2 separate regions of the Mus musculus genome follow, and region 2 is linked to region 1. The links are chromatin loops, found by intact Hi-C in ENCODE. Cell type or tissue: left cerebral cortex. All regions are shown on one strand. Each heading gives the region's core, and the rest is flanking DNA. Links, peaks and the distances in the headings are about the cores only.

Region 1 (15,483 bases), core at 4,395-12,394:
CTTGTCCTTGGATTCCCATAGACATGGCAGCAAAGCTGCCAGCCTGTGAACTACCTCTTACGTGGACACAGAGACACTCAAATACCTTCCTAATACTTCCATCTGTACCTGCCTTAAATGCCACGGGAGAAACAAGGTAAACCTTGGTGTGCTGCAGTTTTAACAATTCCAAGACCACAGGCTTTTAAACGCTCAGACAAAGGTTGCTCTGTTTCTTGGCAGTCCTAGAATTCTTTTATCTGTCTTGCTTTACCCATTTTATATCCCCATAGTCCTGGGGATTCAATAGTCTCAGTAAATGTGAACCTCGTTAGATAAACACAACCATCTTAGCAAACCATTCAAAAGCCCCCATTCCTTAAAAGTAAAATTTAACGCAGGGTCACAGAGCCTCCTGAACAGGATTCTCTGTGAGGTATTGATTGCCCTTTTTGTTCAAAAGGAAGGGTCATTCTCCTTTTACTGACTACAATCTCGAATAGGAGACAATCTACACATTATGACATAGTAATTTCATGCCAAAATGATGTTATTGATTCAAAAAGGGAGGGTAAGGTGACGGCAGATAAGGAGCAGCACAAGTCTGGACTGAACCTTAAATGTACAGAGGACCAGTTTAAAATACACTATAGATTATTTTTATGATGCAAAAAGGAGCAGTTGGGGTGGACAGAGACTGGCACAGCAGGGCAGCACACAGCAGGGCAGCACACAGCAGGGCAGCACAGAACGGAGATGGCCTTAAACACTGAGCCTGAAGTCTTCACAGCAATTCTGGTGTCACATTCCCTCTAGTATCAACTGAAAACCACTTTGCCTCGCTCTGCCGTATGTGAGTTGTCTTGAAGTGAAGATTGAACTTGTCATAAGCAGTGAAGCACATCTTTGCCTCTATTTGGAAAAGCTGGTAAACAACCATCCAACAATGTCAGGTATCAAGTGTTTTCTGTAATTGTTTCTCTGTGCTTTCATAGCACAAATACCCCAAGAACAGCGAACTCACTTCACTCGTCAACTGTAAACACGTCTTCAAACGCAGCCCCCAAACTGGACTGCCATGAAGACTACACAAATGAACTGCCTGGACCTGTTTTCTGTCTATAAAAAGCTAAGAATGGTGCCTACCACGTAAGGATGAATGGCAATACTGGTATACAGCAGCATTCAGTAAAGGCTTTGTTACTAACCAAAAGCAATATTTGCTAGTGTTTTTTTTTTTTTTTAAAGATCTTATTTTTAACTTAATTGTGTGTACATGTTGTACAGGTGCATCGCCATGTGCGAATGAGTGCCTGAGAAGGGGCACTTGATCCCTCTGGGACAGGAGTCACAGGTGGTTGTGACTGGGGAGCAGCTCAGGTCATCTGGAGGCGCAGTACCTGCTCTTATGCTCTGAGCCACCTCTCCAGACACTGGCTATTTTAAAAATAGATGTGGAAGGATTGTTCTCGCTCTCATCACATATACTTCTTCACTACACTGACCAGCACCTCTACCTGGACTGTCCTAATGTCCCCAAACACCGGACCTTTTTCAGAGAACTTGCTCTGGCACTTGATCAGAGAAACTTTTCTAACCACCTACCCTCTACCCGGTAGGCTAAGCGAGGCCACACAGCAGTCAATGTGAATGGTCTTGTTACTGCTTGTCTCCCCACTAGTAAGTATAGTATGGTTGCTCCATAGTTCTTCACCCTCTAGACACCAGCACAGTACCCGAAACAGAGTGCAAATGTGAATGCTGGTCTATGGACACACAGATGAAGACCCAAGTTCCCAGAACCCTTTTGGGAAAGTATTACTTAGTGTTGCATTCTCTAGCTATTACAATATCAGCCACTATCTAAGAAACTGTAACATGAAAATTCAGAAAGAATTAACTTCTAATTCCATTAAGAAGTGTCAATTCCCAAGTTCCCACAGCTCCTCAAAATTAGATCTACTTACAAAAGCTCTTTTTGAAGAAATCTAAAGTTTCACAGTAGACTGCTTATAGACCTAAGGAAGGTATGTGTACGGAAAGCAGTACGGAAATGTGGCTTTCTCACTAAAATCAAACACTAAAAGTGTTTGATTGCATCTGTTATTTAAAATAGAAAAATAAAGTGTTCAAAGACTACACAAGCCCCACCCAATACCACACGGCATGGGTGGGGCAGAGGACACTCAGAGGACTTTTGCCTGTGTGGGTGGAGTGGGAGACCCCCACCAAGATGAGCAAGTAAGTATCAGAGAGAGGGGAAAGAGAAGTGGAATAGTGTTTACACAATGAAGAGACGCCCAGGTGCCGAGGAACAGCCTGCACAGCCACCTGAGGCCACGGTGAGGTCCTGGCCCATACTGCTGCCAAGGACCATGTCTGGGTCCATGACTCTGCAGCATCGGGGTGGGTTGGGGTCTGTGTCATTGTCTATGACCCATGTTATCACCAAAGGCCTTTTGAATATCCCTGGTCTAGGCTGCTGCCTGGAGCCATGTTGCTGTCAAAGGACTGCCCAGAGCTGGCCAGACCCCTCATCAGCTGTGGCACTGGGGAGAGCATGGCACTGGGCAGTGTGGGAAAGCTGGCCCTGAGGACACTGAAAGCAGGAGAGCTGGCATTGCCTCTTGTTGGCTACAGCACCCGCACCTAGCCTGGGCAGCACAGTAGAGCTGGCCCTGGTGATGTGTATGCAAGAGAACTGGCAGGCTGACCAACTCAGCTGCCACTCAGGCCTAGATCCAGGGCTCTGAGTTGGCACACACCAACACCTACCTCATCTATGAACTGCTGGAGTGTGTAAAGGGGCCTGTCGGGCAGATCCTAACCTACAGGATCTCCATGACACAGGGCAACAACAGGATACTGGAGAAGACTCCCAGTGAGGACCCAGTATTGACAGTGTAGCAGAAGGCAGAGGCCTAGAACCAAACCAGTGACTCATTGCAAGGAACATTTCCAAGTAAAGATGTCTGAGCTAAAGGATGAACTGTGAGACACACCGTGACAAACCGCAGCTTCCACAGATCTGTTTTTTGTTTTGTTCTCTTTTTTTGTTATTTATTTTTTTGTTCCCATTGGCAGAGGGCAGATACAGAAGGCTGGGAAGATGAGTGGGATTGGAGTGCATGATGTGAAATTCACAAAGAATCAATAAAAAAGTAAAACAGTAACAACAATAAAACTACACAGGCAGAAGATGTGGAAGAACTGCGGGAGGAAAAAGAATATGGTCAAAATATAGAAAATTCTCAAAGAGTAAACAACATTGTTTTACAAGAGACTTCAAAAATTAAACACTAAATGCCAAGTTTGTTTTATGTTTACAAAAGATATTGAAATAAAATCTTAACCATATTTTTCAAAAATTGTCTTGTAAATCTCTCGCTAGCCAATTTCCTAGCAGATTTAAGCTGTGTTAGACTAGAACTACACCTGGGAAACAATTTCCTGAATCAAAGGTTTTGCTTATTCGGCTTAAGCAGAGGCACACCCAAGTCCACAGTTCTGCAGCTCCCAGCTAAGCAAAGCAAGTCATTTGGGGTTTGAAAGAATCGCAAAGATGATAAATAAGCAAAAAGGAACAAAACTGAACACATAAACAATTAAGATTTTTTTAAAAAGATCACCGATAGTGGGTTCCAATGAATATCTGGGCAGAATGTGGGAAGAATTCAGTCCCGATACAAGGGTCAGATTGGATAACCTGTGAGTCCCCTCTAAGTAAACATATTTTGTCCCTGGAATTTAGCGCCTTCAGCAAGATTCAGATGCAAACTTGACTCAGGAAGAGTTCAGGATGCTCGATAAGACAGCGCCAAGGAAAGAGCAAACCAGTTTATGTGGCCAGCACGTAGAAAGTCTTTGTTTCTGAGACGCTGAGAGGAGCTTCTGTACAAGGGACAAGCCCTAGAAGAGTCTGCGCACTGTACAGCAACAGCAGCACCTTACACCTACACACTATCTTATTCCCAGGACTTTCACACTACTCTATAGCGTAAGCAGGGTACACTGAAACATTTAAAGTTATTCTGCATAAAGGCTCTCAGCCAAGGAGTGCTGGCACAGTCCTCTATACCCCTAGCTACTCTGCAGACCCCGTCATGGTCCCAAAATTAATTTGTAAATAAATGATAACCCAAGAGTCTTGTATCTTATCAATACTAGAATTTGGACCAGAGGGGATTGGCAGTCAAAGCCATGGGAAATATATTTTAAGGTACATTCTAATTGTTAATAACAAATGTAAGCAGTATAATGGTGGTGAAAGCATTCACCAGGTACTGAGGAGTCACATATTGTATCACTGCACAGCTGGCCTGCAAACACCAATAACCAGCTTTTATTGGATTTCACTGCAATGAGAAGATAAATACTCTAATACTTGAAAACATGAATTAATTTTGGGGGGTGGGTGTGAGTAGCGTATGCACACATGTGTATGGCCATGCACACTCCCTGGAGGCTAGAGGAGGAGGACTTCTCCTGGCCTGCTCTATCACTCTTTGCCTTACTCCCCTAACAAAGGGTCTCTACTAAAACTGGAGCTAGACAGGCAGCGCACAAGCTACAGTGATCCCCCTGTCTCCATCCACCACAGTGGTGGGGCCACAGGCACACACAGCCATGCTCGGCTTTTAATGTGGTTGCTAGGGAACTGAACTCAGGTCTTCATGCTTAAGCCGTCTCTCTAACTCCACATCAATCTATCACCCACCCACCTACCTACCTACCTACCCACCTACCCACCTACCCACCTACCTATATATCTGTTTGTGTATGGGGTTGACTTGAGCTTGTGCTTGTAGAGGTTAGAAGACAACTCTCGAGACTAGTTCTCTCCTTCTACTATGTGGGTTCGGGGATCAAACTCAGGTCATCAGACTTAGTGACAGGTGCCCTTGACCACTGAGCCATTAGACTGGCCCATTCACATTAACTTTTAATAACTTAAAAAAAAATTCTAAAAGGGCTATAGTGATGATTCAATAGGAAAAAAAAATTGCTCTTCATCAGTACCTGATTTTGAACCACAGGTGCCCATGTCTAAGAGATGTTGAGCATGTCTGCACATGCCAGTAATTTCAGAACTTAGAGATAGATGGGCAAATCCCAAGAGTGTGCTGGCTGGCTAGCCTCACTGAAAATGATGCGCTTTTGGTTGAGTTGAGAGACTCCAAGGCAAGGCAATAAGCATAGAACAATAGAAGAAGGCAACCCACATCCTGCTCTGGACTCCCTGTGTGCACACAGGGCCATGCTCACCTGAACACTCATGTACATGCAATACTCACACAACACACACACACACACACACACTCTCTCTCTCTAAATATCAAAATGTTAAAGGCAGTGTGGTGGCTAAGTTTTGTAATGCTAGGACCTGGGATGCTGAAGTAGGAGGCTTACTGTAAGTTCAAGTGAATTTAAGACAACCTGAGCTACTGAGTGAGACCCTGTCTAAAAATATATATATAAACAAACAAGAAAAAAAGATATTTCATTTTTATTACAACTACTACAGTCTCTGTGAATATTCATCTAGAATCTTTGATTCTAAACCACTAAGCCTGAAATAATCTGCTGTGTTAGCCTTAAGAAATGGGCTTTTCACAATGTTAAAGAGACTTTTCTTTTCCTTTTTTTTTCTTTTTTTAAGATTAAAAATATGTTTGAAGTATATATACTGGAGGTAAGGCATATATGCCTGTGAGGGCTAGTATCCATGGGGGTCAGAGGTGTCAGACCTCTGTCCTGGAGCCAGAGTTACAGGTAGTTGAGAAACAGCCATTGTGGGATCTGGAAACCAAATCCAGGCCAGTGTAAGAGCAGACTGTCCTCTTAACCACTGACGTCTCTTCAGTCCCTAGTCCCTCTGGTCACATTCTAATGGATTTCAAGTTAGCAAAATGAGCAAAACTTACAAAGGCTGCATTACTTCCCCTACAGATAGGGGAACACACTGCTCACTTTCAGTACTAATAGGAGACCCGAAAGGCTCTAATATTGGTGTGGGCAGTTAGCAGATGTAGCTAAAACACTTGTCACACAAGCCTGAGGAGCCCAAATTCAGAGCCTCAGAACCCATACAAGGCCAGACACTCATCTCTCTTTTATGGAGTGCTCCTACAGTGAGATGGGAAGCAGATACAGGACAGAATCCAGAAATTTAGAAGCCAGCTAAGCTGGCACACACACAGTGGTAAGCAAGAGACCTGACTCAAAGTAGAAGGTAAATACCAATACCCAAGGTTCTCCTATGACCTCCATGTCCATGCCATGGTACATTTGCCCCACAATCACGGATATGAATATTTATGTGCATGCAGTACATTCATTCACACATACACACACACAAAGATTTTTTTTAACTTGAAAGGATACATGAATTACTCAGAATTTTAGCAAAAACGAAAACAGAAAAGAACCTACATTTGCATAGAATCCAATGCAACGCCTTTAATCCCAGCCCTTGGGAGGCAGAGGCAGGCGGATTTCTGAGTTCGAGGCCAGCCTGGTCTACAAACTGAGTTCCAGGACAGCCAGGGCTATATAGAGAAATTCTGTCTCAAAAACAAAACAAAACAACAGCAGCAACAACAAAAGAATCCAATGCAATGTCCACACAATCTGCTTTTGAATAGCAAAGGAGGCCCTCACCCTCACCCTCTCCCTCTTTAAGTGGAATTGGTTGGATACAGCTGCTTGAACACTGCTCTCCACTGTGCACATATTCTAAAACCATTACAAGTAAGATTATAGGCAAGTGGTGGCGCACGCCTTTCATCCCAGCACTTGGGAGGCAGAGGCAGGTGGAGTTCTGAGTTCGAGGCCAGCCTGGCCTACAGAGTGAGTTCCAGGACAGCCAGGACTACACAGAGAAACCCTGTCTCAAAAAAACAAAAAAACAAACAAACAAAAACCACAAAAAACAAACAAAAGATTATCCCTATAGCTGGTGACCTAAGGCAGAAGACAAGCTCACATCTCAAACTCTTGTGACCAGTGATCAGCTAATTACTTTGATTTTATTTTGATCCATATTACTGCCTAACCACATTTCTCCCTCATATGTAAACTGTTCAGTACCGCCATGAATCCGTTTTAAATTTCATATAACTAAAAGAGTTTAATCCAGACATGGCGGTACATGCCTTTAGTCCTAACACTCTGGAGACAGAGGCAGGCAGATCTCTGTGAACTTGAGGCCTGTGAGGTCTACATAGAGTTCCTGCCCACCAAGACTACAGTGTGAGATCCTGGTTTGCTTCTTTTTTTTTTAGAGCTCATTATTGGAAAGAATAGAAGAACTCATTTTTTTCCTTCTCTTCTCCTTAATCTTAGTTTTAAGGCGTTAACTTAAAAGCCCTAAAATCACTTAGAAAACAGCTGCTGTAGCCTGGGTGGGGGGTAATAAGGTTTGCACTTGACTCCCCTCAAGTGCGTGTCCTCTCTCCCAATCAATAAACTCACTAACTTTGCTTCATTCTGACTCATCCTAACGTCTCTGCAGCAAGAATATAGGTGGCACTTGAGTAGAGGTCCCTGAGCGTCTGAGGGGTACTTGTCATGTGCAAGGTCAGCAACTTTAAGTTGTGCTCCCCGCTGTCTTGTCCCTTCTGCTAGTGAAATTAAATACTTATCCACGATTAGACCATACATTCACTTGACAAACTTAGTAAAGTAAGAGGGAGGTTTGAAACCATCAGTGTGGGGGTTCCTAAAAATTCTGAATGAAATCCTATTCTAAAAGTCAATTTTTCAGAAACCTTGATGTGCAACAGTGATTTTCCTATTCCCTAGGAAAACATTTAAAAAGATAGTGATTCAGAGAGGTCTTAATTCCCTACCTCAGACATAATCTCCAACTGGCGCAAAACTCAGTAAGGGATCCAGTCGCCAAAGTACCCCCCTAACACAGAATGAAAAGAACTGAGAAATGGGGGGGAAAGTCATAGATACATCTGGGAGAACCCAAACAGAGCTCTTCTTTGAAACTGAAAACCAAAAAGGAAGTACAACTGTAGGTTTTTATGGGATGTCATATAACGAATTCACATTAGGAGAGCTTTCTACTCTTTATTGTTTTCAGAGTTCAATCTCCACGGGGCGGGGGGGGGGGAGGGAGGGGTGGAAAGAAAGAAAGAAACAGTAGCAGGAAGAAAGCAATCTGACAAGAGATCAGCCCACATTGAAGCCCAGTCCAAGCTGAAGAGAACTGTATCGACAGTGAGGCTCCTATTGTAACCAATGTATTCATTTCCTCCCTAGGCCCTCGCTTTCACCCGGGAGGAACCCAAGGCAGGAGTCGTCCTTCACAGCTGTCACTTTGGTCAGCGCCTAGAGGTCTTGCTAATCTAAAAGACCTCGGAAGTGCAAATGAAGCCAGTCCCAGCATCACCACCTCGGACTCAGTGCCCTACTTTGGCAGGCACTGAGATGGGCAGTAACAGCCGGCCCGGGGCGGGGGTGGGGCGGACCCGGGAACACACTCAGCCTCAGCAGGACGTTCCAGAAGGAACCCCGAAGTGAGAACCAGAAACTTCCCCCCGCGGCGGGAGGCCGTGAGCTGCGGCACGTGCTCGCCGGGCTGCGAGTGTTCGCCCGGGTTGCAAGCGCCGCCCCGGCCGCGGGGAGGGCTCGCACGCAGCCCTGCGCGGCCGCGCCTCACCTGGACCCCGGTGTAGTTCTCGAAGAAGAAGAGCACCATGTTCTGGTAGACGCAGTAAAGCCGGTCGTCCACGCGCTGGTACAGGCGGGCGGGCATCAGCGCGGAGAGCACCCGCCACAGCGTCCAGGCCAGCAGGTAGGTGGGCGCCGAGCCCAGCAACAGGACGCTGGGGAGCAGGTAGCGCATAGAGTACGTGTGGAGCACCAGGGACAGCAGCATCCTCTCGGCTCGCCAGCCGCGACTCCGCCTGCGTTGCCCGCGCGGCCACCAGGACCTCAGCCACCGCCGGCCGCCCGCCAATCACTGCGCGGGGCCGGCCGCGCCGCCGCCCTCCGCCCTGGCTCCGCCCCCAGCATGGGCCGCGGGGGCCCGGGACCCGGCGGGGACAGTGACGGCCTCTGCTCGCCGCCTTGGAAAGGGCACGCCTCGGCTTGCCGGGCGCACTCGCCTCGGGGTGCTCGCTTTGCTCCGCGCGACCCGTGCTTGTCAGCGGGGAGGCGGGGTGAAGCAAGGCTCCCGGGTAATAAGGCGCCTCCTGATTGGCCGACTTATGGGCGTAATACGTGTTCTGATTGGCTCGGTCCCTTGGCCTCGTCACGACGCATGCTCGACTGCGAATGCTGGCTGGGGATGAGCCCGGGAAGAAGTGAGGTGGTGGGTTTTGGCCTGTGCTGGCGTGCGAGAGCTGCGTGGAGACACGAGGATGCTTCCTGCAAGACACGCGTGAGCCGACTAAGTCGTGGAGCACAGGAGGAGCTCGATGCCGCAGGTTATGGACAACTGCAGCGTCTTCGCGTGCCGGAGGGCCACCCGTGCCCCCACGTGCATAGGAAGCACACCTTCCCTCCTCTTGGCTGTTGCAGAATGAGGCTGGGTCCGTCTCCTGTACCCTTGGTTCACCTTTCACGGGACTGTCACCTCCTTGTATTAAATCTTTCAAAGCCTTAACTTTTGCCCTTTAATAACCTCTTGCTCTTTAACTTGTTTCTACTGTGCGTTTTCCTAATATCCTACATTTCTTCTTTTCAATGTGTAGGAAAGTATTTCCCTATACATGTAGGATCCATAAGTTCTCTTCCCTCCAGAAAACTAGAATAGTTAAGTAACAGCAAAAACTTATCCAGGGGCCCAGGTCCTTTCACTGCCCTAACTAGTGGAGACCAGATAATTCTATACAAGAAGGTATAGAAGGAAACAGGTCAGTGCGCACGCTCAGATCTGTATAAAGTACGTTTTAAATATGTGGGTGTGTGTGTGTGTGTTGGTTTCTCTAAGTGACCCTAAGGTCACTTATTCTGCCCCTAGTTTTCTCCCTTTCCACACCACTGACGCCTGTGTCTCTGCTTCCTTGCCTTGGATTTCCCTTCATCTTTTGCCCCATGTTTCTTTCCCATCACCTCTGAGATGCGCTTCATAAGGCATACAGGTGACTCCTGTCATTAGCACACTATGTCAGATGGACGTGCTTAGGAGTTTACACGATATCAGAATGTATTGAATGACAATAAATTTCACTAAGTACAGTGGCTTCGCTGGCACCAGAGAGGCCCACTTTACTCTGTAGCCCTTGCTAAGGGAAACACAGGTTCTTTTATTGCAGTCTTAATTACTAATATTAACTCTCAGATCACACATACATCACTCTGTAAGTATATCTCTGTTTACATATGCATATATAGGTTACAGTGACTACAAAGAGTTAGAAAGAAGAAAGGAGTTTTAAAAGCCTTGGGAAGCCAGTGCTGGAGAACTGACAGGGCTATAAGAGTGTCTGTCACGATAACATGAACCACAAACCCAGCTTTAGGGGAAAAGCAGCTGTTGGTGGGTCACAGATATGACAAACTGTCCAGTTTAATGAAGATGCAGAGGTAAAAGGGCAGGCAAAGGAACTGTCAAGACAATTCACTGTCAGTTCAGCAGACCAGTCCAGACAAAGGAATTGTTTGACAGATAGACTGTAGATTCAGATTGGCAAACAAGAGTTCAGGAAGACAGGAATTGAGGTACACATCAAAAAAGAAGGGACTGAGCCAACCTGAAGGTCTCTGGAAATTCAGGGGTTCTCTCTCTGTTGGCCTATGACATTCTGCAAATAGTCAGATGATCCATTTGTGGGAGCATTTACTTGACAATGTTAAGAGTCAACTTTTGTCAACAGAAAAACAAGGTACCTGAGGGCCCCCTCTCCTTTCCCAACCATAAAGTTTCAATTTTCTAGGAATGTCTGTAGAAATTACATTTGTAAGGAAAGGACATGTGGCTTTTCCCTTATCAGATTATAACCCTGTCTAAAACGTCTCTGGGGCCACCTCATGTTTTATCAGAAGAGAGGAGACAGTAAGATGGTTCTGAACATCTGTACTCAGGATTGACAAACCTTAGTGATTACAGAGCCCATGTGGTGGAAGGAGAAAGTGAATTGGAGATTGTCCTGTGACCTCTACAGGTGTCCATGGCATGCACCCATACACACAGATAGCTGTAAAACTAGACAAATAGGAAGGTGTTCTGGTGACTCTTAGATGCACAATCTGAGAACCACTATAGCTTATCTGGATAATACTAACAATGTGAGCCTGTGTGTTTTTTTTAACCAAAAAAAAAAAAAAAAAAACAAAAACCCTTTATGCTTAAGCTTACATTAAAATACCTGTAATAAAATTCCCAGCTATGTTTCACTATAAATTCTTTTCAACATCAAATCCACTAATCCTGGTTTAGCCCGAGCTGAAGTCCCTAAAATCCAGGGGAACTCCTCTGGCTGCCGAGGATGACAGTGTGATAGTCTTCAGGAACAAAAACCAAGGTGAGGCTTGAAGATGATAAAATCTAGAGATCTTGATCAGTTTTTTTTCCCCCTTAAGGCACCAGAGAAATCTCAAACACCTCACAGACAGAATCAGCAGTTGAAGAAAGGTGTTTATTAGGGATTGAGGAAACACATGGGAGACAGCAGATGTACAGAAAGAAAAAGAAAGAAATACACTGCAGAGCAGAGACTCGGCCAAAAACATCCAGTGTCTTTTCAAAGGCTGAATGTTCTAAGCCTCTGAAGAGTCTTCCTCCCCTAATTAATTAATTAATTAGGGTTGGTCAGTTTGAAGAAATATAGGACAGGAGATTGGCTCAGACTGTTGTCTGACAAGTCTTCATCAAGCTTTGAACTGGTTGAACCAGTCCATCAGCAGGGGGCCCGCTGGTGGGGAGACAAAAGTCAACAAGACCTTTGTTTTAATCTGCCAAGCTATTGTCTCAAGTCTGGAGGACCTGGAAGAAGCCATCCATCTTCCAATATTCTCCACCTTTAATCCCTAGTCTTTGGCCCTTTCCCCGCCCACCTACCAGGGAGTTTATCTAACTCAGTTTTTCAAGTGAGGAGCTGTGTCTGCTTCCCCATTACTAACCGGGTAACTGTATTTGTTAATGTGAGAATAACACCTTCCTGTTATCATTGAGGAGCAGAGTATTTCAAAATGTACCCAAGGAGGAAACTCAAGAACAATTAGAGTTGGAGAGAAAAAATGTAGGCAAACCGAAGATGATTTCTGGATTAGGGGGGTCAAGAAAACCCCAGGCTTTTAGCAAATGAAATACAAGGGAATGTTACAGTTTCCAGTGGCAGGTTGAGGGAAGGGTTTGTGAGGCCTAAGTACTTGTCATATGAGGTGCTTCATGGTCCGTCTGTCTTCAGGATGTCTTCCCAAGAATTGTCTAGTTATCACAGGAGGTCTCGAGCTTTTTCCTGGCCAAGGGGAGCTCCTGCTGTCTTTGTCAAATATGTTATCAACCATGGACCCTTTGTGAAGGGGTTTAGTGACCACCAACCATGCTGTTGTCATTACCTCACTTTCACGTCTAGGTCCCAAATGGGTCTCCAGACCTGGAAGGCACCTGCTGTCAGTATGAAAAAGGATGTAGATAGAGCATGCCACATGGACTAGAGGAAGCTCACACACAGCTTTATGCACTATGTCCCCAATGGATCTGGGACACAGGTAACTGCCAGTGGCCTTTTTGGTCCCCCTTCTCACTTCTTAGCATCCCTTATCACCAACACTTGTCATCACAACCTTTGGGGCTTTCCAATGTTGTATAATGAAATGTTTCAACATTCAATTGCCTAACTCAGTGAATAGTTTCTAAATATCCCAAGCCTAGAGGGTACATGGTTCTTATATTTGTAAGTGTAACAATATGAAAACTACCTCATTCTGAAGAAGCTCTGAGCCTCTGACTTCTTGGTGTAATATGGAAGGCGTTATTTGAAAAGGACACTAAACTGCTCACCTTTACTCTACACATCTAAATGAGGCCAGATTTTTTTTTTTTTTTTGACTTCAACCAGCTGATGCAAAATACACAGCCCTCTCTGCAAAATTAGTAACAGCTCATTTGTTCTGGTGCCAAATCCAAGTGGCCATGGCAGGGGACACAGATTTGGGTTACCACCAAATACCAACATGGTAACAGTTTCCTGTTTTTACAGTAACTCAACCAAAAGTGATCAGTCAAGTTGCTTTTCAGATACGTTGGTTGATGCATCAAGTAGTCAGGCTACTGGGAGGTAGATAAGTCTCTGCCATAAGGCTCCAGGTGTTATCTGATGACATTCTTAGGCTTTGCAGTATGGTAGCTGTAAGCCTTGTTTGTAGATTGCAAAAGCATTGACCTAATATAAGGATGTTAAGTCACTCACAGAGATGAGCAGTAAATGGCTGTTTAGAGAGCTAAGGATAGTTCAAGATAATCAGGCTCCTGATCTGCAGCATTCCGTTCTCCACAGTTCAGATAAGGTCTAATCAGTCTATCGGCCCAGTAGGATGCTTAATGTAAGTGTGTTCACCTCCCAGTCTCAGCTCACAAACCAAACATCAACTCGGCCGCAGGCTAACTACAGTGATAGATATGGACACACAGTGTCTTTTATTTACACCTGACAACAAGGAGATAGGCAGGAATAAAAACAAACAAGACTATTCTTCTTACTAACTTATTGTTGTTTAAAAATATGTGTTTTAATATATAAAAGCTATTTAAATTTTAAATGATTTATTAGTATTTCTAAAGGAATCAATAAATGGCATGATGGAAGAAGCCATTTTGGAGGTTGTCTTCTTTTAAGGGACTCTCACTGTGGTTCCCAGGCCGGGCTCACGCTCAAATAGTGCCCCAGGCATGGGCTAGTGTGTCTGGATCAGGAAGTCTTTTGTTTGTTTGTTTGATTGGGTTTTTTTTTTTTTTTTTAATGAAGTTGGCATCAAAAACTCAAGACAAAGGGTAGACACAAGAAACCTTTGATGCAGTTCTCAAGTCTATAGTTCCTGGCAGGACCCTAACAACACAAGGAACAAGGCTACTACATCAAGTCAACTATGGAACCCACCCAGCTACAGAAACAAAAACAACAAGGTTGACTATGGTATTTGTTAACTTTGTATCAACGCCTGACAAAACACCAGATGCTAACAAGGGAGTCAAGTTTTGTTTTGGTTTCTGGTTTCCCAGGATTTCAGTCGGTGGTGATAGGGAAGACTGAGGCTGTTCACATCCTAGGAAGCAGAGACCAAGGCCAAAAACAGGAGCAAGGCTATATAGTCTTCAAAGACCTGTCTGAATTTAGTAGACTTCTACCAAAAGATTCAATAGCCTCCAAGAATAGCAACACCAGCTGACAGGCATTGCAACCGTGACCCTGTCACAATCTTCAGATTTAGACCTTAAGAGTTACTAATCTCTGAGGTAGGATTATGTATTATCACCCATCCTGTCCTTCATGTTAGAGCCTCCAGATTACTCTGTGTATTCCCCTGATCCCTTACCAGGTGGTGATACACAAGCAGGCACTAGAGAGAATGACTGAGTTCTTACCTTACCTGCCTGATATTGATTCAGTCTGGTAACAGAACCCTAGGAAACAAAGTGGATAAGGTCTGCTTGGTATAGCATCATGTCAATAAGAGGCAAAGAGCTGAAACTTGTCAGAGCCAGCGATTTAAAGCAATAGTGTGAACAGTAGAGTGAGTTAGGGGTGTCTTTTTAAACTGTAGTACCGAAGGATGCTCAGGATAGGACACTGAAGTTAGGAATGATGTGGTAGTCATGCCAAGATGGAAGACCTGCACTCTCAACTGAGGGATCTGCACGTACTGAAGTCTCCAGGAGGGAAGGAATTCAGTGAGCAGCATGCGCAACTCTCCAGCCCAGCCTCTTAGCAAGCTCTACTGGTTTCAACATCACCATACACCCTACATCCATCAGTGAGCACACTTCTCAGACACGAGTTAGGAGTTGCTCCTTATCTGTGTAATTATAACTACCTCTGAACTAGTCTCCCTGGGTTCACCCATATGCCTTTTGCACATAGTAGCAGGTGGGGGCTAAACTGTGCACTCCCAAAGTTCGTGTCAAATCCTCCCTTCTGCACCTTGAGAAGTGGCCTTATCATATGGAAGATCTTCATAGAGGTAGACAAGCTAAAGGAGGTGATCTGAGGAGAAACTGCTCATTTTAACAATAAAACTTTGGGATACAGACTCTCAAAGCTGGTGGTCTCATGTAGACACAAAGAACAAAGCCATCTGTAAGCCAAGGAGAGAAAACAGGAACAAGCCCTCCCCTGACAGTCCTCAGAACTATCCTGCCTGAGTCTCACTCTCCATCCTCTACTCTCAGGATGGAGACAGTAGACCTCTGTTGTTGGAGCCCCAGGACGTGGTGCTTTGTGACTCAGCGTAAAGGACACATGGATCCTCATTACTTCTCTCATGGAAATACTTCTGACTCCGTAAAATCTCAAAAGTTCTGCCTCCAGTCTGCGATGCTGAATTCTG
Region 2 (15,483 bases), core at 3,870-11,869, 98 kb before region 1:
CAGGAAGGTCTTCTCACAGAGAGGCCACGTTCATATCATACCAAGTGAGATCTCTCCCCCTCCCCTTCCCCCTCCCCCTCCCCCTCCCCCTCTTTTCCTCCACCTACCTCTACCTCCCCTCTCCCTCTCCCCCTCCCCCTCCCCCTCCCCCTCTTTTCCTCCACCTACCTCTACCTCCCTCTCCCCCTCCCCCTCCCCCTCCCCCTCTTTTCCTCCACCTACCTCTACCTCCCCCTCTCCCTCTCCCCCTCCCCCTCCCCCTTTCCCTCTGCTCTGGGCCCTGTGGGAACCATAAGGATTCACTACCATCTCTTGCCAACACTTACAATGGCCTTCTTCCCCTGACCTTTATGATGGCAGGAAAGTCTCCGCACCAACTAAATACACAGGAGAGGTAGGGATGCAGGATTTAAAGGGAACAGAGAAGAGCTGGTCCTGTGCCTGAGGGGTCAGCAGGAGGACATACCCTGCTTGGGAGGCCTGAATCAGCAACCTTCAGAGTTACAAGCAGTCCTGTGGGAAACAAGGAGATGGATGGCCTATCACAGGCAGCTCCTAGCTCATTCTAGGACCCGTTTTAGTCCTGAGCACAGACACATCCTGTGCGTAAGAAGTTCTACCTACCCTAGGGAAGTCTTCTCTGGGAAGCTGGATTATTCTCCAGAGAGGCCACCAACAATCTAATCGGGCCATATCAGCCAGGGCCTGGGACTTACCAAGAGTGGGAATCTTGAGACTATAAAGGATCTCTCAACGCATCTACCTTACCCAGGCGAGATTTCCCCAGTCAGCTTGAAGGATAGAGAATACCAGCATTTCTGGTCTAATGCCATGTGGAGCCTGCAGGAGAAATCTAAACCCATGTCAGGGTGATCTCTCTGATGTTGCCGCTGCTTTTGAGACATCCCTGCTCCTTGTAAGTAATGAGTCCCCCACTCCAGTTAGTCACCACAGTAAATACTCATTGGTTCACCAAGCTGGACAAGGGTGCAGCCATTGCTTTTATCTGTCATGTTTTGTCTCTCCAGGAAGTCTGTCTCACAAGAGCCTCCCCTGAGTCAGGTCTAGAGACAGTGTCATTAGTCTAATGAAGGCACCTCACCTCCTGCCATAGCAGACTGGTAAAAGATAACACATTAGCCAAGGAGGAAACGTAACTGGATAAGTGCTGTGAAGAAAAGAAAGGTAGAGAGAAGGGAGGCTGGTGGCACAGGAGGTGTGATTATGAACCAACCACCTTTGCCACACAGCCAATCAAATAGAATAGAATCAGATAGAATATCCCAGCTGGAATCCCCAGTTGTGTCTTCCAGCTGACCCTTCTGCGATCTCCATTTATAGGATTCTGAACCTGGGGGGCCATGTCCCTCCACACTGGACACAGCACACAAGACAGACCAGAGAGGCAGCCAACGTCCTGATCCCCCACCTTGCCTGCCTTGGACTGTTTTTAACAAATGAAATATAGAATATGTTTTTATTTCTCAAACCGTACACCTAGGAATTTGGATGGGGAGTGTGGTGGGATGTTTTAAGGCTAAAAATGTTGAGAAATGTATTGAAATGTTCCCCACCCATCACTAATCATGAACAGCATTTATTTCCAGTCCTAATTTGTGTATTCTTATTCCTTCGCAAGAATTCTATGGGGCAGAATCGCTGTAGGCCTGACCTCTACTTAGTAATTTCCTGCCACGCCTGCTCAAGGGTTATAAAACATTTTTCCGCTGGGCATGGACGATTCAGAACAATCTTTGTCCCCACGTCCACAGTCCTGTGTAACCTCTACATCGAAACAAATGTCAGGGTGATGCTTTCCCATCTCCCAGAAAGACTTTCCGTGGGAAGGTTTACTTCTGGCTTTGGGGGATCTGGATTAACCCCTCAAGGATACCTGGGAGAAAGGTCTGAAAGCAAAGCGGCTATTAAAGGCTCAGATGCCATTTTAGGCGTGTTTCCTTTCCCTTTTCTGGACACACAACTGAAATTTTTCAAAAGTCCCAATCAGCTTTTCAAATTCCTCCTCCCATGATACACATACACACATACACCACTCTGACTAGTAGTTAAGTGGACTCTGTTTTGAGCAAACCCGCTGACTATGACCACCCAGTGACTAACCCATTTCGCTTCAGAACAAACCCATTGTGTCTTACAGCCGTTAGGAGGCTGGGACAGCATGCAAATCTGACACAGACCGCGAGACTGCCCCCTAAGAACCTGTCGGTTCCTCCTGCCCCCTGTCCCCGCCTTCACCCCAACCCTACTAGCAACTTGGTAACTGACTGGGAAGAAAAGCCTCCTGTCTTGGGGCCCCAAGCCGGAAGCCTCCCCAACCCGGTCCCGGGCAGGGGAAGGGGCGGGCACAGGCAGCAGCAGCTCAGAAGATGCACGCGGGGCTCCTGGGGCTCTCTGCCCTGCTGCAGGCGGCCGAGCAAAGCGCGCGTGAGTGAGGCGCAGCCCGCGAGTGCTCACCCCTCCAATACCCTACTCCAACCCAGTGTGCGGGGCACATCTACCACCGCTGTGCCTCCTCCTCCTCCGGCAGGCAGGCAAGCGGCGAACACTGCGCCGGTGCACGCACGATGATCTCCCGTCCTAGCCTGCAGAGCACTCCCTGTGTGATCCCCTCACCATGCATGATTTCCTCCATCCAGTTAGACATCCCTCCATGCATGGATCCTCCCCATACTCCAAACCCGGAGCCCTGAGTCCCTTCTCTCTCCTCTCGCTGGTGCTCTGCAAAGAGCTGCGTGAGGAGGCTACTTTGGAGCGCCAGCACTTGGTGAGGCGCCCTGGCTCCCTGGACACCCGGGCTCCGGGCTGGGGTGGCATGCGATCCAAGAGCTGGGAGAGGTGGAGGGGTGGGATCCCAAAGGACACTGGTTACCCTTTCGAGATTGTGACACAGCAGAACGCTGGTTTACTGAAGACAAGGGTCCTGTGGGTAGCGGAGATGAAGCAAGATGGCCATAGTTTTCGCGCCTTTCGCGTTTGAATTTGTAACCCTTTCAGTGCTGGCATAGAGTGCCTCCGCCCACTTCTGCCACTCTCCTACAAGGCCCGGTCCCTGGGGAAACTCCACCATCCGGATCCAACAAGGTTCCGCGTCCCTTCTTGGACATGGTATCTCTGAAATTTACCTCTGATTTACAGAATAATCCCTGCAGATTCCCGTCCCCAACACCCACTCAGAATCCCAAAGGGCGCTAGTTTAGGCCCTAAGAGACTAGGAAGTACACTGTTGCCCATAGTGGCCTAGTCCCCTAGCTTTCCAACAGGAAAAGAATGGATGTTTAGCAGGAAGCTTGTCAGTGCACTGAACATAACCTGGGACTGAGAAAGGAATAGTGGCTATTCTCTTCCCATAGCTGATGGGTTCCCGGCTCTGCCTCCAAGCAGTGAGGTTTGTGCCTACTGATCTACATTCCTTGGTAATCCTAGAAAACTCAGGACAACGGTAGTGTGAAAGGGTCCCTGAGTACCCTCCACAATCCCCCTCAGTAATCAGTAATACCAACACAGCTTCTCGCTGACATCCGAGGTTATATAGGTGGAGCCTGGTCTGATGGCATAGGCGTATAATCCAAGCCAATGAAGAGGTTGGGGGTGGATGAACGTGGTGAGTTCTAAACCTAACTAGGCTGCAGAAAGAGTTTAAAGCTAGCCTGTGCAACTTAGCAGAACATTGTCTCTAAATAAACAGAAAAGTGGACTCGGGGATAGCAGAGGCCTTACCTAGCACAGGAACTGCCCTGAGTTCAGTCCTTAGAAACACAAAACAAAAGAAAATCCAAAGCCAGCCTCACACAGAACCAGCTATGACTGAAGTCCAGCACATGCAGCCCTGGTTGGCTGTAACCGTGTGGTGACTCCAGGTCACTCCTGGTTGTTGGGTCCCCCAGGTACTTAGCACATATGCGGTGTAACCCCACAGACATACCACTACCACTATGCCTGTCTTATCGCTAGCAGGCCCTGTGGGCTCCTTGCTAATGGTAAGGATGCTGTGCTGGTTATGTTGAGACCTGGGTTCCTTTGAGGTTTGGTTTGGTTTGGTTATGTTTTGTTTTGTTTTGTTTTGTTTTGTTTTGTTTTGTTTTAGTTAAATGATCTGTTGGATAGAACAGACTTAAGAAAGATCACAGTTCCTAGGGATAAGAGGCAGGGCATACTGAGTGGGGCCATATGGAAAGACTCAGTTGATCAGGAGCCAGAACCTCTGCTGGAACTTCATCAAACAAGACAGGCTGACCATGGCGAATAGATTTGGAGGACTTGTTTTCTATGGGTACTTTTTTGTGAGCTTTGGGCTACAGATAGGTCCCTAGTCACTTGGCCCCTGACCTTGGACAGACTAAGGCAGAGAAATAGCATTTCCTAGGGTACATGGGTCTAAATCAGAAGCTCTGAGTTGGATAGAGTGCATACCACAGGCACATTCTTGGAAGAACACTGTGTTGTCTGTGGCAGAAAGGCTTCAGGCTGTCAGAGCACCGTAACATACAGAAGACACGTGTATATGAAACATTGCCTAACTCTGTCATTTCAACACCCCTCATCTTGTCTTTACCCCAGGCCTCTGCTCCATAGTTTTCTACTTTGCCACGGGTCGTCTCCTCTGGGGGTGGCTGGCCCTTTCTGTCCTCCTGCCCGGCTTCTTGGTCCAGGCCCTGAGCTTTCTGTGGTTCCGAGCAGATGGGCATCAGGGTCAGTGGTGGCTGGCGGTACTGCATCTTCTGCAACTTGGCGTCTGGAAGCGGTAAGAGCGCCCACCTCCCTTCCCTCTGATACAGTGGAAAAATTCCCCTATCCGTACACACTCTGACCTTAAAGCCAGGGATCTTCAGGGCCACAGCCGTGTCTGGCATTGGCATCCTAACACATACCCAGCGTCTGGGGCTCCTCCTCACTGCACCAATGACCTTTCGATGCTTTTTCTTGTCTTTAGCCAGATTCTACATCACTGCTGTTTCCACCCCTTAATGAACCTCTGGATCCACATAAATCAGCTTGCTTAAAGTGTTCCATCTGATAACTGCTACCTTGGTCCATGAAGGGGGCACAGACTTAATTGACCACAAGCTAGACAGTAAAGCCCACGTGATGACATTTGTTTTATGCATCTGTGGCAGGAAGAAGTGACCTGGGAGCCAGAGCCAGTGGTGGTTTTTTTGGTTTGGTTTGTTCTTCTTTTCTTTGTATAAAAGGTTGCCAGGTATGGACCTGGTGTAGGTGGCTTCCCTGTGCCCACAGTGTCTCCAGAGGTGACAGGGTATTGCCACCTGGAGACAGGAAGCTGTGCATTTGCAGACACAGCACACTTCCACTCCCAGCTGCCCCATAACCCTGGAGAGTTGAGAGGACTTTTCTAAAGCGGGGAAGAAATAAGGACCCAGACAGGTGAAGCCTGCGACTCAAGTGCTTACTAAATCACAGATGCTCAAGGTTTGAAGGGCATCCAAGGAACCATTGCCAAGTGCTGCTGTCTGTCCTGGTCACTTGCGTCTTCTTTCTCTACCCAGGTTGGACTTGGGTCAGAGTAGAAAGTGCTTCCAGGGAAACATGAAGTGACTGCCTCTTCTTCATGTTCCCTTCCAGCAGACCCTTGTCACATAGATGCATCAAAAACACGTGTGTTACACCAGTTCATCCTAAGCTGGGCCTTCCTGGCTGAGGTCTGTGCTCTTGTAAAACAACAGGGCTGGCACTGGCAGGGGGAGGAGTCGTCTCATAGAATTTGGGACTGCAGCCTTCTTGGAGCAGAACCTACTCTCTAAGCCCTCCTTTGCCTGGCCTTGTATAAGGGCAGAGGGCTCACTGATTGATAGATAGTTAGCTGCTGTATGTGGTGAGACCTCAAAGGCAATGGCGTATCAAACTAGTGAAATAGCTTCAACGTAAACAAGCATTTGATAGCTCAAAAGCAGAATTCAAAGTAGCCTTTAGAAAGAAGCATCCTTAACTATTCGCAGGTAAATCTGTCTTCTCGGGCTCTGTAGAGACCCTGGGGACCTTATAAGCCTTCAGGGAAGTGGTGTCAAAGACTGGTCCAGATTATGATATTTGACAGTGAACCCCCTGTCCTCTCAATATCACTACTAAGTGATGGCATGGTTTCTGGTACCTATTTAGAAATTAATCTGGATAAATTAAAGACAAGTGCAATTCAAAAACTGGGAGGAAGAAAAAGCCATGAATAGCTAATTGAGAAAAAAAACATTCAGGTGATTAAAAACTAATGTATACAGCCTTTATTCCTATCCCTTAAGATAAAAAGTCAGGCAGATCCCTGTGAGGTAGAGGCCAACCTGTGCTACATAGTTATCTCCAAGCCACTCAGGACTACATAATGAGACATATATGTCTCAAAATTATTATTATTATTATTATTATTATTATTATTGATATATTTATCAATTTATTATTTAATGTAAATATATTTATTATTTATAATAATTTATTTTATGTTTTATTTATTATATTATATATTTTATAATAATACAATAAATCAATGTAATAAATACATTAATTTATTAATATATAATTGTTGATGATAATAATGTGGGAGCTGGAGCCATGGCTCAGGGATAGAGAGCACAAACTACTGTTAAGCTCCCAGAACCCACATAAGATAGCTCACGACTGCCTCTAACTACAGGTTCAGAGGATCCGGTGCCCTCCTTTGTCTTTCATAGGTGCACATATGTGTGCGTGCACACACATACATACACACAGAGGCAAGCACACACATAAATAAAAATAAATCTGCACTTTTAAATTAATGTATAATTTTTAAAAGAGAGGATTGAGGGAAAGTAAGTCTAGATTTCCAGGAAGAGATAACGTTGCACATCCGAAGAGAAACCCAGATTGCGCAGGTCTTAGAACTTAGATCAGAGTCTTAGCTCTTAGCTTTCTGGCAGCCCAAGGAAGCCTATCCGACACGCCCTCCACAGTGTTTCGGAGACTGCTATGAGCCCAGCTACAGTCTGCCCCCTCAACAGAAAGCACTGGAAGTTGAAAGTGATGAATCCCTTTCACGCTCTGAAAGTGTCTCTCATAAACAAAACCAGGCAATAAGCCATTCCTGCAGATCACCTTTGGTTTGGTTTGGTTTGGTTTGGTTTGGTTTGGTTTGGTTTGGTTTGGTTTGGTTTGGTTTTGTTGCAGTTTGTCAAAGGCACCTGTAGGGGGAGCCAGAACAACTGTGTTTGTACAACCTCGACCTTTATCAAAATGAAACCCATTAACTGACTCCATAATGAAATGCAGACGAACGAACTAGCAACAGAAAAAAAAAATCAATAAAATGCAAACCCCTTGAGGTGAAACCGCTTATAAAAAATGCAAGGGCTGAAGACATAAATGGATTCTGGTTTTAATTCCAAACAACACAAACTATAATGTTAAGTCTACTGTTGAAGAGAACCTGGTGGTAGTTACAATTCATTTTACACCATGGCCGCTCTTTTTTTCATCTGAGCCCTTTGTTTCCACTCTAACACAGCATGTACTTGTGCCTCCTTCTTTTTAAAGAGCCTGCATATCTATTTAGAAATTCACCCTGAACGGAAGGGAGACTACCTAAGATGTCTCCTACTCAGCATGCATCTGAGCGTGGCAACTTTTCTTTAGTGAAGAGAAAGCTGAGACAAACTTTAAGAGCCTATAAGGCCAGCTTCACACATAGGTGCAGGTTCAATGTTTTTACGCAGGTAAAAGCACTTGCCTGGTGGGTGGAGGGAGAGAGCTAACTCCCAGAAGCTGTCCTCTGACTGCCATTGCACAGTACTCACCAACAAGAGTGTACACACACACACACACACACACACACACTCCATAAATAAATAAATAAATAAATAAATAAATAAGCAAGCAAATGAAGTACAGCTGTGCTCAAACCTGGCACTGCTGACTGTCTCAACTCTAACGTCACATTAACGTTAATGTTAAAATGTCCAATGTTAATGTTTAAAACATGAGCAGAAGAATCACTTATCCCCTAAGCTGTGGGCCCAGGAGAGACGATTCTAGTTGTGGTGGACATGGGTGACTTTTTTTCTTAGCCTGGTAAAATCTGAGAAGCATAATTCCAAAGACCTGTCCGGTATGGCGATTGTGCTTCCAGGCTTCCATGCAGATGCATGTTGCTTTTACTGCAGCTAAGACTCTTAGTCATCGCTGACACGGGCTCACATGGAGTACCCTGACGAGCTGCAGACTCACCTAATTAAGTACAGTGTCTGAGACTAACTTGGGAACAGCTGAAGGGAGCAGTGTCATCAGGAAGGGCCTGGAACAAAGGGGCAGACCAGGCCTTATAAAGATGGTAACAGGAACAGCTGGCACAGTCAAAAGCCCAGGATGGTTGGAAAGAGAAGGGGGCCTGAGGCAGCAGCAGCATCCAGAAGAGAAATCTGGTGCCTTTCGGGACCTCAGAAACAAGCTCCTACAGCTCCCATCTCATTCCAGATCCCCAGGGAGCTACCCCACCCCTACCCCATCCTACTCCCCTAGCTCCCCATCCCGACCCCCTGCAGCTGCCTTCTATCCTCAGCCTGAGTTCTTCTCTCTGACCACACAGCATTACAATGCCACTCCTGTTGCGGTAAATTTCCAATCTAAATATGCCCCGGCAATGAAAACACAACTCAATTAATATGAATACAAGCCTTGCGCCTAGATTGGGCAGATTTACCACTACACTACCATCTTCCACGTCTATGAGATCCCTTATAACTTGTGGTTTCTCCAGGCCGCTCTCTCGCTCTCTCTCCCCTCCTCTTTTCTCCCAAAACCTTCAGCTCTATCTTTCCCTCTTTCCCCACCCAATCACCAGCTCTAGTCTTTATTTATAAATTAAGGTGGGAAGCAGATTTACAGGAAATCACCTGAGTGCTGACTTATTCCTTGTTCAAAGCCACTCACAGGAGAAAAGAATTAACTTCAAATACAATTAGCTCCAGGGCTATCTGCAACACACTCCAACACCTCATTCCCAGGCATGGGCCCCATTCCAACTCCACTGTCCTATCCCACTAATCTCTCATATGCCCTCTCCCAACTCAGCTTCACATCCACAGCTTCCCCGGTCTCTCCAGGATGCACTCACTGGCCACCTTAGCCTCTCCAATGAGGAGTCTGCTACACACACACACACACACACACACACACACACACACACACACACACACTCTACTCATCTGATTCCCAGTTAAGTGGTTCCCAGATAGAACCACCCTGCCTCCTTTCTGTAGAGCACAGCCCCAGGGAGGATGTTGGTGGGTGAAAGTAAAACCTTACCCCTGTAGGCCCTCAAAGGCCACAGTGACCCTGGGGGGCAGCTGGTGTGGTTATTCAGGCTCTTGTGAAGAGTGGCCCATACCACTTCCTAGTTGACTTTCACATGATGAGAGTATCAAAACAAAGTGCCTACTGTGTGCTTGTGGAACCATAGACGAGGGCATGCTCTGGCTTCTTTCTAAGTTTTGATTCTTGTTGCACACTGAAAAGGTCACCTCATTGTGCCTAAGCTAATGTGTGACCCTATGGCCTTGCCCAGCCCACAGAGCCCTGCTTTCTAGCTGTCCCTCTCACAACCCAGCAACCTCTTGTTCCCCATGTGCCATGTGTCTGCACTTGACTTTGAGAACACTCCATGCTTTTTCAAACTTGCTGCCCTTACCGCCAACCACTTCGCTGCCTAACTCACTTTTTAGTGATTTCTTTTTCTTTGGGGTGACTAGTTCTGCCTGGGGGGGGGGGGGAGGATTATCTACACCACCTCCTCTAGCTACTTCCTATCCACTTGACCATGCCATTTGCATGGTCATGAATACTAATTTACAACCATTTGTCTCTGTCCATGAGTCCTGGTTTATAACCAAAAGCCCCAGATCCTTCCAAGGTGTGAGGGAAGGCTCCGCAGCTCCTCGCATTCCTCATTTCTAAAAACAAAATTTGTATTCTCCCCTGTCAATCAAGCAGCTGCTGGCAGGTGTCTTTCTGTTACATGTTAGCATTGCCACAACCAAGAGCTTAAGCTTGAAGTCTCAGAGTCATCTATAAACCCCTCTCCACCCTGCTCTCCGTATTCCAACATTCCCTGCATTCATTCCTTCCTTTCTATACCCAACACTTCTATCTCACCCAAACCTTCAGTACTTACTGCTTTATTATAGTAAAGTAAGAAAGTACAGGTTTCTTCCAGTTGTTCATGTCTACTGTGCACACATACACCTATACATGTATATATATGTGTATGTGTGTGTGTGTGTGTGTGTGTACATATATATACATTACTTGTATATGAATAATACATGTGTGGACATATGCACTGTAATATGAACTGCATGTGCACCTGTACCTGTGTAAAACTACATATATATGCATATGCACTGAGTTTGCATATGCTGTACACAGGCATATATGTTTGCACACTGCATATATATGTGTATGAGCATACATTTACACATGCATTCACTAATACACAACACAAATGCATATATTTGCTTTCTATCTCAAATGTAGCATACATAACTCTTCCAATTGCAGTTTTCCAGAGGAAAAAAAGCCAACTTTCATGGGCTGAAACTGAGAACTTTAGTGTGCTTCAATAGGACCATATCGCCCCTAGATTCCCCCATCTTGCCCCACCCATCTTGGTCTCTTGCTAGCCTCTGGTGAGGATCCTAGACCCATTTTCCCCAGCTGTTCCTAGAGGGTTCCAGGCTTAGGGTACTGGGAGTTCTACACTCTAAGGACAAAGGTGAGGGCTCCCTCATCTCTGTGCTCTAAAGAGATGATTACCCACAGTGCCTTGCAGTAGATCTCTATTAAAGGGGTTCATTCCCTTTCCACAAAGACCTGGGGTGAGGACACTGGTCAAGATTTCCTCCAAGCCTCATCAGGCCCAGCCTAGGTTCCTTAGCCCTGCAATAACTTCAGAGTCTCCCCACCCCTGGCCCTTCCAACCTTGGGGAAAATCGACTAGTGGCAGCCTGCTGAACACTTGAAATACGCAGCTTGGGCTCAGAGCTTAGCAACAGCCTAACTGGTGACCCCAGAGCACACAGTAGGCACAGAGAAGCATTCTTAAAAATGTCTCCTATCTCCATGGGAAAGGTTGTTGTGGAAGCCAGAGTTGCCAGCTTCGTGGTCCATGTCATAATGTCGTTGCTTTCTGTAGGCACTGGGACTCTGTGGCAACGGCTCTGTGGAAGGGAAAGGAGGCTCCCAGCTGGGGACAGCTGCACCTGCAGGAGGCTGACCTGTCAGCCCTACGGCTCCTGGAGGCTCTGCTGCAGACAGGGCCCCACCTGCTGCTTCAGGCTTACGTGTTCCTAGCCTCTGACTTCACAGACATTGTGCCAGGTAGGTGCCTTTCACCATGGTCTCATACCATCTGCTTCCAATAACAGGAACATGTCCGGAACATGTGCCAGACTTCGTAGGACCTGGTGTCCTCTCAAGATTTCTCCTATTTGGGAGATTTAGGGAAACTCCCAATTCTCACTGACCCAAATGATGGTTACAGCTGGCTTTTGCTGGGATCATGAGTTCAGAGAGAGCTGGTTTCTTGGGCATAAAGTATCTAAAGTCAATCATAAGACAGAAATTGGGCAGAGCAGAGATAACCTTGAAAACTACCTTGGGAAGCCCACATGTCCGTCTCTCTTGGGTCTACTCCTATTGCAGCAGACCTGACACCTGAAAGCCCCACAGAAAGCATAGCTCGTCTCCTGAAGATAATGTCCCCAGCTCCCATTCCAGCCAGGATGCCCCATTACTTCCTCTCCTCTTCCTCCCTCCTCCTTCCCCCTCTCCTTCTCTCTCCTGTCCCTACCCACCTTCCTCTCCTCCTTCCCTCTTTCCTTTGTTTTATTGTTTCCTTGGTTTGGTTCGGTTGTCAAGACAGGGTCTCTCTGTGCAACTGGCTATCTTGGAACTCATTTTGTAGATGAGGCTGACCTTGAACTCAAAGAGATCCTCCTGCCTCTGCCTCCTGAGTGCTGGGATTAAAAGTGTGCACGGCCATGCCCAGCTCCTCTCCCCTCTAAGTATCCAAACTTACACTAGAAGATCTAAGTGTTTAGCTGTGGTTGTGTACTCTACCATTCTTTCATCAAACTTCTTCATGTGGGGAATACATACTTGTAATAAACTGTGTCTAGGGGTCCTGTAGGACGTGTATCCATTTAATCATAGTTTAGACCTAGGCCTTAGAAGCTCAAGGGCTGGGACATTTTAAACGGGCATCCAGAGGAAGAGCATCTAGGGCCCTAGGCAGACATTTCCAGCCTCCCTTGTTTCCATGGGAACATATGTTCTTACACTGTTGTTAAGTTACCCACCACCAAGGGAATCAGTCCATGGTACATTGCCATTGGGCTAGTTTTTGATAAGAAGTTGGATGCTCTCAGAAAGGGATGTGGGGTGTGCATCTGTGTGTGTGCTTCAGAGCCTGTAGTAAGCTCTGTCTATTCAATCTTCTAGGAATCAGTGCCCTACTCTCCTGGTCTTCACTGTCCTGGGCTCTAGTGTCATACAACCGTTTCCTGGGCATCATGAAGCCAGGCCACCATACCATGCTATGGGCTGCTCTCTTGTGCCAGCAGCTCTGGAGGATGGGCATGCTGGGTGCTCGTGTGCTAAGCCTGGTTCTGTTCTGCCGAGTTTACCGTGTGTGGGTTTTGGTGGTTGGAGGTAAGTGGGGCTTCCACTCTATTCATAAAGCCTTAACAGTAACTATACATGGTTCTCTGTCCCAGATCTGTTGCTGGTTGGGTTTGGCAGAGAGTTTTATGGAGACAGTAGAAAAGCAGGTCTCTGTGTTTCCAAGAGAGCTCAGCAGGCTGGATACACAGATGTGGCCCCTCTCTTCAGCACAGTAACCTGGACTCACCTTTGTAATGACAGTTCCAAGAAAGAGGAAGTAGAAATGTCCAGTCCTCTTAAACCTAGAACAGCCACAGCATGGCTTCTGCTATGCTCTGTTAGTCTAACCGTTCTTGGCAGCCCTGACCCATGAACATAGAGGTCCAGAGTCTAGTTCCCACGAGTGTGCATCCAATGCAAGGGGTTGTAGTGAATGCTGGCCCTTTGGATATACTACCACAGAAATGTCAGCTAAAGCTGGAACCACAGTCCTCAGAAGACTATTGTAGATCACAAGCCCTTCCCATAGAAAGTTGATGCTCATATAGGAAAGGGCGTGGATCTCACTGCCCTGGCTGCACAGAGAGAGGTCCAGGTTCAAAAACTGTGCAAAACTGTGAAGTATATATGATGCTGTTCAGAACCTCCATAAGCACCCCATTTGCTTTGGTTATGGAACACTGTCTTTGTTTCACACAGGAAGGCTCTACTGAACCCCAGCCTTCTCAGAGCCAGCGGCTCAGATATGAATGTGATGACCAAGAGTCTGTCTAGCCCTTCAGACTCCTGAATGGGGCCTGTGTGTCCTTGCCAAGGACAGCAGTGTCCTCTGGTCATCAGTGAATACACTCTGCAAGAAGGAACAGTGTACTCTTGTTTTAAAAGAACCAAGAACACTGAGAAATAGCTGGCCCATGTACCAAGAGCAAACATTTAATACAATTATTGGCAGAAGAGAACATTATTTTGGGGGGAGAAAAAAAAAAGCTTGTGTTTTTACAGAGAAATTAACTACATTTTATTAGTCATTTTAAAATTCAACTTGTGATCCAGAATGAGGCTATTCATTTTAAAATATAAGACTAAAACTTGTAACTGGTCCACACGGACTTCTCTTTGGGTCTGGAGGGTTGGGGTTTGTAGATCAACAGTGTGAAAAGGGTAGAGAGTTTTATAACTGCTTCCTTAAGTGCTTGCTGGAAACAGAAGAGTACCCATCCATATGTAGGGTCTTGTGGGTGACACAGAAGCCAGTCTGTTTTCTTAGCTCCAAACTAGGTTAAAAGCCCCCTGTGAGGCTCAGAGAGATAAGACTTGCAAAGATGGAATGAGTGGCTTGTCTGTGCCCCTTGGTTCTCCTCTTGGTTCTCACCTCTTCCCGTCTCCTCACTGAACACTGAATTCTATCCCTTCCTCCCTCCAGGTGCTCACTGGCTAGTGATGACCTTCTGGCTCGTGGCCCAGCAGAGCGACATTGTAGAGAGCACCTGCCACTGGAGGCTGTTCAATCTGCTGGTGGGGGCCGTGTTCATCCTCTGCTACATCAATTTCTGGGACAGCCCTTCCAGAAGCAGGGTGGCCAGCTTCTACTTGGCAAGTGGCAATGGTGGTTTTCTTTAAGCTTGGCTTTCACATTGCCGGCTGCGTGTTTGATGGGAAGGTGCACATATGGGAGTGTGTGCCTGTACATCTATTAAAGAAGGGATATTAGACACTGGGGAATCAGCTTAGTGGGTAAGAGAACTTACTAGGCATGCATGAAGATCTGAGTTCAAATCCCCGGCAACCAAATGCGTTTGACCTCAGCCCTGGGGGCAGACGCAGGCAGATCCCAAGACCTTACTAGCCAGCCTTGCCAAAATGTCAAGCTTCCAGTTTTGTAAAAGACCCTGCCTCAGGCAATAAGGGAGAGCGATAATGGAAAGCACTGGATCTTCTACATGTCTGCACACTGTGTGTACATGCCATGCATGCAACACACACACACACACACACACACACACACACAGGAATAGCCTAACATAGGAGAAGTTATAAACAGTGATTGTTATAAACAGGTTGAAAATAGCCTAACAATCATCAGAAGCTTCAGGTGCAGCCAACTCCACAGACATCATTAGCAGATGCACTTAGGGACTTTTCCAAAGTGGAGAGTCCCAGGCCCTTCCCCTGAGACAACTTCAGGCGACATTGCTGGCCCACCTTTAATAATTGCAACGCATGGCCTCACCTTTTTTTTTTTTTTTGGAGGTGGTTACAGCTCTAGAAAGTGTGGCTTCACCCATGAGGGGTTGGTTCATCTCAGCATGCACACAACCTAAGAAGTATGTTAGAAATGAACTCCAGGCCAACGTGCAGCTCTTGGTAGCTACAGATATACAAAGGAATGCACCCATTGCTTTCAAGAGTCCCAGAGAAACAGAGAGCCTCTGAGGCCAAGACTCTGCCTTAAAAGAGGCTTGGAGGCATCTCCGGCAAAGCTACAGTGGTAGCAAAGGAAACACAGAGCACTAGGGGGTCCATGTGGTGCTGCCAGGGAGACAAAGGCAGAGACTAGTGTAAGGAGAGGTAACGTCCGGTCTGTAATGATACAACTGAACTCTGATTTATACCGAGGTGGTGGGAAAGTTTAGAAGGGAGAGGAGAGAGCAGGGAGAGGGAAGTATGAGGCTTGAGTCATAGAAATGGAGATGTGTAGAAATGGAGGGAGGGAAGGTCATTGATTGACTGTCTCACCTGGTGTGTTAACTGGAGTTGTCCAGAGCAGGGACAGATGGCGGGTATCTCTATGAGTGGCAGGAGACATGGGTCTCTTGAGTTAAA

The links. Hi-C counts contacts between places; a loop is a spot of excess contacts. Peaks named below come from ENCODE experiments on the same cell type or tissue, not always from the same donor. Only the 100,000 strongest peaks of a DNase experiment are listed, where the experiment ranks them.
Region 2: it touches region 1 in a loop (2.7-fold over the local background); 5 of 42 quality-filtered maps call a loop at or near these places.

Annotation. Positions count from the first base shown.
Region 1 is chr8:18,839,946-18,855,428 of GRCm38, reverse strand. It overlaps Agpat5 (1-acylglycerol-3-phosphate O-acyltransferase 5 (lysophosphatidic acid acyltransferase, epsilon)), which reads right to left and starts at 9,150. Exons shown (of 8, transcript NM_026792.3): 1 at 8,651-9,150. The coding sequence starts at 8,869. In left cerebral cortex, for the core only: CTCF peaks have their summits at 5,938 and 8,893; DNase peaks (open chromatin) are centred at 8,553 and 9,196; H3K4me3 peaks cover 2,413 bases; H3K27ac peaks cover 1,417 bases.
Region 2 is chr8:18,937,838-18,953,320 of GRCm38, reverse strand. It overlaps Xkr5 (X-linked Kx blood group related 5), which reads left to right and starts at 2,346. Exons shown (of 7, transcript NM_001113350.2): 1 at 2,346-2,445; 2 at 4,579-4,762; 3 at 11,192-11,376; 4 at 12,499-12,708; 5 at 14,084-14,253. The coding sequence starts at 2,388. It overlaps Gm40464 (a long non-coding RNA gene), which reads right to left and starts at 3,054. Exons shown (of 3, transcript XR_870173.3): 1 at 2,891-3,054. In left cerebral cortex, for the core only: CTCF peaks have their summits at 4,522, 4,726 and 7,208 (motif pointing right); a DNase peak (open chromatin) is centred at 7,199.